2 separate regions of the Homo sapiens genome follow, and region 2 is linked to region 1. The links are chromatin loops, found by intact Hi-C in ENCODE. Cell type or tissue: prostate gland. All regions are shown on one strand. Each heading gives the region's core, and the rest is flanking DNA. Links, peaks and the distances in the headings are about the cores only.

Region 1 (4,386 bases), core at 301-4,300:
ATGGCTTTTGTTTTGTCCATGAAGGTCACCTGTTGAAAGGGCAGGGGAAGGAAGGGAAAGGTTGGAGGATCTGAAGAGAGAGAGGAAAATTTGAACCACCACTGTGGGAAGCATAAAGAGCTGGGAAACAGTTGCATTTCCTGGCAGTTTTGAGGCTCGAAGGAGGTGGGAAGCCATGAATTTAAAGTGATATGCATTTACCTGGGATATTAGTGAAGCTTAAGCAAGAGGGTCCCTTCTTTTTGGGTGGGGGACAGTTAAGGCCTGGTACAAAACAATGGCACAGGGATTATATGATAAGTGAATGAACGAGCAAATAGCTCAATGAACAAATTTATCAATTCAACCAATATTTATTGAGCACCTACTATATGCCAGGTTCTGTTTTAGGAGGGGAATACAGGGGTGACAATGGCAAAATTCTTGCCCCTTTGGAGGCAACATGTGCAATGGAGCTTTTGAACTTCATGAGGCTTTTCTGAGGATTATTTTTGTTTTGTTCTTATTTTTAAAGGTAGCCAACCCAGTCTAATGGAAAATTTGGAAGGATGTTCATCATCTTGCCGCGTCTCTGTTTGTGTTCTATTTCAGCCTAACATGAAGGGAGCATCATCTTCGTTTTCACCAGCTCAGAGGGCAAAGCATCTTGTCCTGGGTCACACAGCACATCTGCAGAGAAACTGGTAGGGGTTGGGACAGCAGTTTCCCACTTTCTGTGCTGAGCTATTCCTGCTCGCCATGTAACCAGTGTCTCCACAACTTCTGACTGTGGTAGGATAATGGGGTGGGAGGTATGGGTGCCTGGATTTCAGCTTTCTGGAGGGAAATCTTGACATGCTTTTATTTTCTTGTTTCTTTGGGGTGGAGCAAATAAAAGGCAGTCAGGGGGTCCATCAGGCCCATGGGTACTGGTTCCAGGCATAGCCTGTCAGTGGGAATATCTGGCCTCAATGAAAGGTAAGGGTGCATGCAGGACCTAGCTGCCCACTCTTATACCATGGACACCAGAGAAGGTGTGGGGAGTGGGGAGTCAGCATTTGTTAAAGTGTGTGTGAGCACAAGTGCATACACACAGACACACATCAACAGTGCAGATACTTGTGCAAACACAAATGTACAAGTCCTTATTCGGATTCACAAGTATGGATATATAGCCACATATACAGGTGCGCACACACACACACAAATACACTCATGTTCGTGCATAAATACCCAGGCACATGTGCACACGTCCAAACAGACATACACATTTTAAACATGCATAGGTGTAGGTTCATGTCTTTGGCCATATTCAAATGCACATACATTAAGTGTATACTCACATACAACAAAGAATCAATCTAAAAGTGCTCATTGAGAGGTGCACACCGTGTAGGCACTCACGTTTCCCCAGCCTCATTTCTGTCTCAGTGCCTTTGCCCACGATCACATCCTCTGTTGCCTATGATCACATCCTCTTTTGCCTCAGGGCCTTTGCATAGGCTGTTCTGCTCTTGAAATATCTTCCCCTGCTGCCTCATCTTTTAGTCACAGTGTATCTAGTCTTTCATCTGAGACCCTCTACTTCCCCTTTCATAACACTCAGCCTCTATTGTTTTACTTGTCTGTTTCTCTCTAGACTGTTAGCTGTCTGTGGGTCCACATAAAAGAGCCTTAATAAATAAGTATAGGTTGACTGAGTGAATGACTACCATGTATGGAGTACTTACTGTATGCCAGGATCTGGAGTAGGTGGGCTTAGCTGTTTTCTTTCTCTTATTGTCCCCTAAATTTTATGGAGGAGGAAACGGAAATATCGTCAGTGCCAGAGCTGGGATTTGAACCCAGGGTGGACTCTTTCTACTCCCAAATGTTTCTCTGATTTCCCTCTTGCCCTGGAGTCTACTGCAAGTCAAGTTCATCCCCTTCTTCAGAGTAGCTTTGCTCTGTCCCCCACCGGGGCCCCTCCCGCTCAGCGGGGCTGAGGGGCTGGGGGCCTCGAGTCTCAGCTGGACTGTGGCATCAGGCCGGGGCTGAGCTGGGCCTTCCCCTGTGGGAGCAGAAATGGACTCCTGGGAACAAGTTTGCAAGGGATGCGGCCGGGCGGGGTTGTTCAGAGGACTCTGAAGGGGACTGTCGCCAGGAGAAAGCTCTCTCTGAGCTCAGTGGAAGCGCCGCGGGCGTCCTTCGCCTGGCCGGTTCCGGCGCTCTTATCTGGCGGGAAAGCCAGCTCCTCTACCGTGTCCCCTGTGCGCCCGCGGTCCTCTGAGGACGCCCGCCCCGTACCAACCCGTCCTGGCTTCCACTCGGCCCCGGAGACAGGGCGGGCGGGTGGCACCTTCGGGCCCCGCGGGGCGCCCGCCGCGGCGTGGGGCGTGGAGAGGGTGGCGACAGAGCGCGGGCGGGGACAGCGCGTGGGCCGCGGGGGGCGGGGCGCGGTGGCGAAATGGCTTTTCCAGATTAGGGGCCCAGCCCGCACTGTTGACACAGTCATAAGTTTTAATGAGAAATTTTGAGTATTTGTGTGGGAGACGCAGCCTCTGTGCACAGATGCTGCGGGCGGGCGGCGCGGGGGGCCGTCCCTCCCTGGGGCCGCCGCGGCCGCAGGCCCGGCACGGATTCCTTTCAGGCAGAGGGGAAACATTTAAACTCGCTCACCTTTGAACTGCCAGGGACGCTGTTTACCTTGGCTGCCCGAGTGGCAGTTTTACAGATATTAAATACCGACCCGAGGCTGAGCCGGGGCTCCTTCGCTCCCCGCCCCCGCCGGGGGGCTGCGCTGGGCACGCCGAGGCCCGGGATGCCCGTTCCACCGGGGGTCATCTCAGTGAGGGTCCCGAGCCCCTTTCTGCAGATGGTTTCTGTAATCTGTGCTGGGGAGACGCCCTGGGGCTCTCCGTTCTCGTCCACTCCTCAGCCTATTCATCTCCTAATTCGATTTTCTATGTCAGGGCGGAGCAGTGTGGAGGCTGAGAGCTGTCTGGGCCCTGCTCACCCATTTTTTTTTTTTTTTTTGGCATTTCTGCATCTAGAAAGGGGATGTCATAAGCGAGGCACCTCCTAAGTAGGGGCTCCGGTGGCCTGGCTCTGTCTTTTCAAGGAACAGAGGAGACCTCTCTCTCCGAAGATGTCTATGGGACAGAGGAGGGCTCTGCCTGAGCCGCAGTCTTCAGCGGGCAGGCAGAGGGCTCCCTGCAGAGGCACAAGCCATGTTGATTTTACGGAGCAGGCTGCTATGCACATTTCACTCCTGATTTATTGGTTTTTAACTAGATCCTTATGCTGGGCTAAAAAAGCCATCTTGCACTTTGCAAGGCTCTGCTGACTGCTGCCGAAAATGACACACGGGGGCTCCTTCTGCCCTCCCCGCCCTCCCACCTCACCCCACCCAAAGGGCCATGGCGGAGGTGTGGGCAGGGAGCGTTGTTCTGAGGAGGAAGCCTCAGCCTGCAGCTTCCCTGCCCGCTGACCACCTGTGGTGTGTGCTGGGGTGACTGTGTTTGTGTGTATAAGAATTTATGGACCTGAAGGGAGGAGCTGGGAGAGGGGCAGGGCCTCTATTGAGCCTGGGCACATACTGCCCTCCTTTTCTCCCTCAGGCCCCACAGAGCACTTGTCATGTATTTTAATGAACTTTGGGGTCAGACAAATCTAGACTGACCCCCTGGTCACTCTCCTACTGTGTAATTCAGGAAAGTTAGGTAACCTCTCTGATCCCTGAATTGTCATCTTCGGAATGGGCATAATCTTATATATGATGTGGGGATCACATGAAATACTGTGTGAGTGTCATACACTAACCCAGTGCCCAGCACACAGACGGGGCTTACTGATGAGATTTGCTCCCAAATTCTTCCTCCCACCCTGGCTGGTCACTCCTGGTAAAGGAGAAACCCCTGAACACAGGCAGTGGCTGACTTCACACTGTCTCCTGGTTCTACATACAGTGCTTCATAATTCAAATAGAAAATTATATGCTAATATTACCATAAACTAAGTTATAAAGCACTTTTAACCCATTAGCTCATCAAATTCTCACAAAAGTTCTATGAGAGAAGAGACGGTAAAGAGAAGTAGCAAGGTCATTTTACCCAGAGAGATAAAGGGGTGTTATCACAGAACTGTGGTGGAAGCCAGGCTGGACAATTTCTAGTTTAGAGAACTTTTCTTGATGTCACAAATGCCTCTCATATTATTCAACATTGTTCCCTTTCTCAGGGAGGATGGTTTCATGAAGAGGAGGATCTTACGTAGAGGGATCTTAGGTACACAAATGGTGTACTTTCAGGCATGGGAGCAAAGCGGAGCTATTTTAGGGGATGGGGTACCAGGTGGACACCCACCTGTAGAAGAGGCTTCTTTGGCCAGCCCTGGAAGAACAACTAGGTCTGATTGAGACCCCCAGAA
Region 2 (4,386 bases), core at 269-4,268, 59 kb before region 1:
CACACAGAGGGTCTTGGCTACTGGTCCTAGGTGACTGTGGAGTCTTCTCTTCCATTGCCAGAAAACTGGCTTACATCAAGGAGGCAGGTGCAGGCTGTAGAGCCTGAAATGCCAGAGCTTGCAGGGTCTCCAAGGCTAACATTGTATGGGAAACTGGTCTAGAGGGGGTGAGCGGTGGCATTTGCCCAGAGTTGCTCAGCAGGATCCTAGATATAAAGTTGGACCCTGCAGCATCTATGCACTAACATAGACAATTAACATAGATAATTAACATAGACAAATAACATAGACTATAGACACTGGTCCAGATCTTTTCCTTTTATTTTTAGTTGATGCATAATAATTGTAGTAAATAATTTACTACAATTATTACAACCCCACAAATATGGGATTTAATTGTATGTAAATCCCATATTTGTGGGATGCAGAATGATATTTGATACATGCATACAATATGTAACAATCAAATAAGGGTAATTAGCATAACTCTCACCTCAAACACTTATCATTTCTTTTTGTTGTGAACGTTAGAAATCCTCTTCTAGGTTTTTGAAGATATATAATAAATTATTGTTAACTATATCTACCCTACAGTGCTATGGAACACTAGAACTTGTTTCTCCTACCTTGCTGCAATTTTGTTTTCATTAAGGTATAGCTATTTTGAGGAAACTAAAAACTTAGCATCTCCTCTTGTCTCTAGGGAAATCTCAAATGTCACCTGGGCTGTCAATGCTTCTGAATGCCCCTTCCTTCCTAAAGGCAGGATAGGAGTAAGGTCAAGATCAAGGTGAAGGATAGCAGACAATTATCCAGATAAATCAGGCATGGAATAGATCACCTTTAGGTGAGAGAGGTGCTCGTGGCTTTAGGGAGAAGTGTAGGTTAGCAAGAGCGTCTGGCACTCCACTTTCCCCAGGGTTCCTGGGCTGGGAGAGGTGGCCGAATTCTCCTCCTAGCCCTAGGCAGAGCAGAAGGTCCAGCGCCAGTGACCCCCTTGGAGGAGAGGAAGGGGTAGGGGAATGGTCAGAGTTTGCCAGTGAATGTCTCTAGTTTTCGGATCTTCCAGTGTGGTGGCTTCCCTGCCTCTTTTGCTTTCGTGAGTCTGTTGGAGAATCTATCTGTCAGTTGGCCCACTGGAGTGCTCCAAGCCTTGCTTCCCTCACCCCACCTGACTCTAGGCCTTTTATAAAGTGAAGAATAAACAAAGAAAATCTGGGCCACTCAGGTCCCAGGCAGCTTTGGTTGGAGCCGTTCCTTCCTTGGTCAGATATGCTGACCAAGCTTCAGGGCTTTGGGGTGTGTGTGTGTGTGTGTGTGTGTGTGTGTGTATGTGTGTGCGTGTGTAGGCTCAAGTGTAGCATTAGGAATTCTGAATTACACTTACCTCTGGAAGCTACCAGGGCTTTTTGGTGCCTCTTTCCACTCCTCCTGGATCTTTACCTTAGCACCTACCCTGAAGATACTTATCTAATATTGGGAGTAGAGAAGGGGAGGAGGTGAGAAGATTCCTGATTCTTGCTGGGGTGCTGACTCTCTGTGTCCTTTGGCAAGTACTCCCCCTATCCCCACTGGGCCTCCATTTCTCTGTCTCAGAAATGGAGCTGGGGAAAGTTAGCCTGGACTCACCTCCTGGGTCTGTGGTCAGTGGCTGCTTCCCAGCTCCTCCCTCTAGTCTACTGAACAGCTCATGCCCCTCCCTCAGCTGTCGCTCTGCAGCAAGGGTGCTGGATGGGACAGTGCTGGACTTTGGAGACATCTCAGGAGCAGCCTCAGGACTTCTACCATAGCTGCCTACTTACTGGGAGCTTGGCTCACTTCCTTTCTGGATCTAAGAGGCTTCCACGTGGGACCCAGGGCTTTTTCCTTCCCTGGCAGGGCCATGGAGGGGTGGCCAAATCTCTGTGTATGTTTTGGTTGCCGGTTTGCATAAATGTACCTCCTTTGGGGAGAAGGGGGAATGTGGATGAGGTTGAAGGTGAGTCGCTGCCTGAAGCTGGCAGAGCTCAGCCCATCCCATTGTGTCTCCCGGGGCACTGAGATAGGGTGGCACAAAATGGAAAAGGGAGCCTCTAACCCAGCTCCTTTTTACTCCTCTCTGTTCACCCTGAGCCACCCAGCCTTCTTTCCGGGAAGCCTTGCCCGGATGAGGGCTGGGTAGTGGGGAGAGGCAGGGCACCCCACAGGAGCTGGAGGGCTGTAACCTATCAATGTGGGGGAGTGGGTCAGAACGTTCCCAAAGCCTGAGTGGGGAGGGGGCTGTGGCTTGGCTCCCTCCCTAAAAGTCCCCGCCCAGGCCAAACTAAAGAACTTGCTTTTGTGGGGTTGTAGCTGGAAGTACTCGAAGACTGGGGGCCGGGACCAGAGCTCTCAGAGACAAGTCCGCCGAGTGAGTGTCTGAGGATGGAGACGCGAAGGGAATGGGGAGGGGCGGGCTCTGTTGCCGCTTACCCTGGAGCTGGGGCTCCAGTTTTCCAGTCGAAGTTCTCCTCTCTGCCTACATCTCGGATTCTGGGTCTCAGATGCAATCGCGCACCCAAATTGCATCCTGTGAACAGAAAAAGTCTCAAACATGCGTACAAAGAATATTCAGAAGCAGAAGCAATTTCTGAAGAGCGAGGCCCGGGACTGAGTTGGCGAGACTCCCAGTTCGAGTGAGCGAAGCCAGGGTGGAGGGCTCCGGACCGAGATTCCTGAAAGCCTCCCTGACACCGGATCCTGAGCGCAGGACGGGCCCAGCCACTTGGGGGCGCCGCTGGCCCCAAAGTACCGGGAGCTTACCCTCCGCTGACCAGGATTCACCCTGGCTGGCAGAGACTACCCTACGCTCCGCTCACCCGGCCACCCCGCCCCGCTCTGCGCTGACCCTCCGTTAGAGGCTGACTCTCCAAACTAGGACGATCTTGCTCCTATGCGGGACGACCCAGCGCTAAAAAGGGATGACCCTATACCACCGGGGGTGACCCTGCTTTGAGTGGGTCTGACCCTGTGCTAACAGAGATGACCTTAAACTGACAGAGGCAGATCCTGTGCTAACCGGGATGTGCTTGCGCTACCAAGATTGGCTTTGTGCGCTCCCTCTTAAGGCTTATCCTGCATAGATTAGGTGCTAAGGCTTGCAGTCCTTGTTATGGTCCCTGTAGCTCTTGCGCCGCAGCAGGGATGCCCTATTCCACCCCCAAACTGGTAGCTGCTTTATTCCTCTCCCCGTAGCCCTTTGGGGGCAGTTCTGGGACACCTGGTTGGAGAGAAGCCTGCCGTGGCTGGGCACACCCTGCACCTCTGGGAGGAGGAGTTCACAACCTCAAGGAGGAGGTGGCTGAGTTGTGGGGAGGGAACTGATTTTATGGAGGCTGGGGCATCTTGGGGGCCAGGACTGTGAGTACTTTTCTGTTGTCTGTGCTCCTGACCCCAGAGCCCGGCCTTGCCACCCCCACACCCTCTCCACATATGTAGGCGGCTTTATTTTTGCACCACTCCATCTTCCTGGGCCTACTCTCCCTCTCTGTAAAATGAAATGAACTTATCACCAGACTGCCCTCATCTGCTGGAATGTCCTTGTCAGTCTCAATTCATTTCACCATTCTTTTATTACTCACTTTGTGCCTGGTCCTCTCCTCTGCACTGGGGATACAGTGGTGAACAAAACCGATGTGGTTCCTGTCCTCAGGATGGTGACAATCTAGTGGAGGACAGAAAGAAACACAAATGCATGTGGAATTAAAGCTGTAATATGGGCGCAGAGGGAAGAATGCCGACGGCCTTGAGAGAGAATAGCTGAAGGATGTCATGGGGTGGGGATTCCTCCCCAGCTCTGGAGCCTGCTGTGGGGAGAACTCATCACCCCATACTTGATCCTGTTTGACTCCGATTTCAGTCAACAGACCTCTGGCCGCTGGACTTGCTGGTCATGGCAGCTATAGGGAGCCAGGAGCCCCTCCCAGTGTGTCATCATCCATCACAGATTTCCATTTGAGCAGCCCTCCTCCAATGTCACCAGAAGGGATTCACCCTTCATTCCAGCACCCAGAGCAACTTCCTCTCCCCAGGTCCTTGGATTTGGAAGAGGCAGTCTGCCCCTCAAGAACACGATGTGGAAGTCAGGCTGGCTTTGGGATATGAGATGGCTTCAGTTCTGAGATCTCTCTCTCTCTCCCCCTCTCTTTCTTTTTCACTGAAGGCCACAGTCACACTGAGATCTCTATCCAGCATGCTGTCTGGTGCAATAAATAGTCATTGATTAAAAGAATAATTCTAGGAGACTACTCTTTAATGAGCCCAACAGCCAGAGTGATTCTGTGGTTCATGGGTCTGATTATCTGATTGTTCCTTCTTCCACTTTCTACCTGGTTCACTCCCTACTCAGGGTCACCTCCCCCACCAAGC

Evidence for each region. Hi-C counts contacts between places; a loop is a spot of excess contacts. Peaks named below come from ENCODE experiments on the same cell type or tissue, not always from the same donor. Only the 100,000 strongest peaks of a DNase experiment are listed, where the experiment ranks them.
Region 2: a loop joins it to region 1, with 2.5 times the contacts of the local background. A loop is called at or near these places in 7 of 110 quality-filtered maps.

What each region holds. Positions count from the first base shown.
Region 1 is chr1:47,505,887-47,510,272 of GRCh38, forward strand. LOC124904173 (a long non-coding RNA gene) reads right to left here and starts at 1,981. Exons shown (of 2, transcript XR_007066066.1): 1 at 1,710-1,981; 2 at 338-669. RefSeq lists a silencer at 2,324-2,603. In prostate gland, for the core only: no CTCF peak of the experiment used is centred there; a DNase peak (open chromatin) is centred at 2,165; H3K4me3 peaks cover 1,080 bases; H3K27ac peaks cover 1,767 bases.
Region 2 is chr1:47,447,352-47,451,737 of GRCh38, forward strand. No RefSeq gene overlaps it. Among named protein-coding and RNA genes, the nearest start is that of FOXD2, 12 kb to the left of the region's middle. In prostate gland, for the core only: a CTCF peak has its summit at 2,744 (motif pointing right); a DNase peak (open chromatin) is centred at 2,750.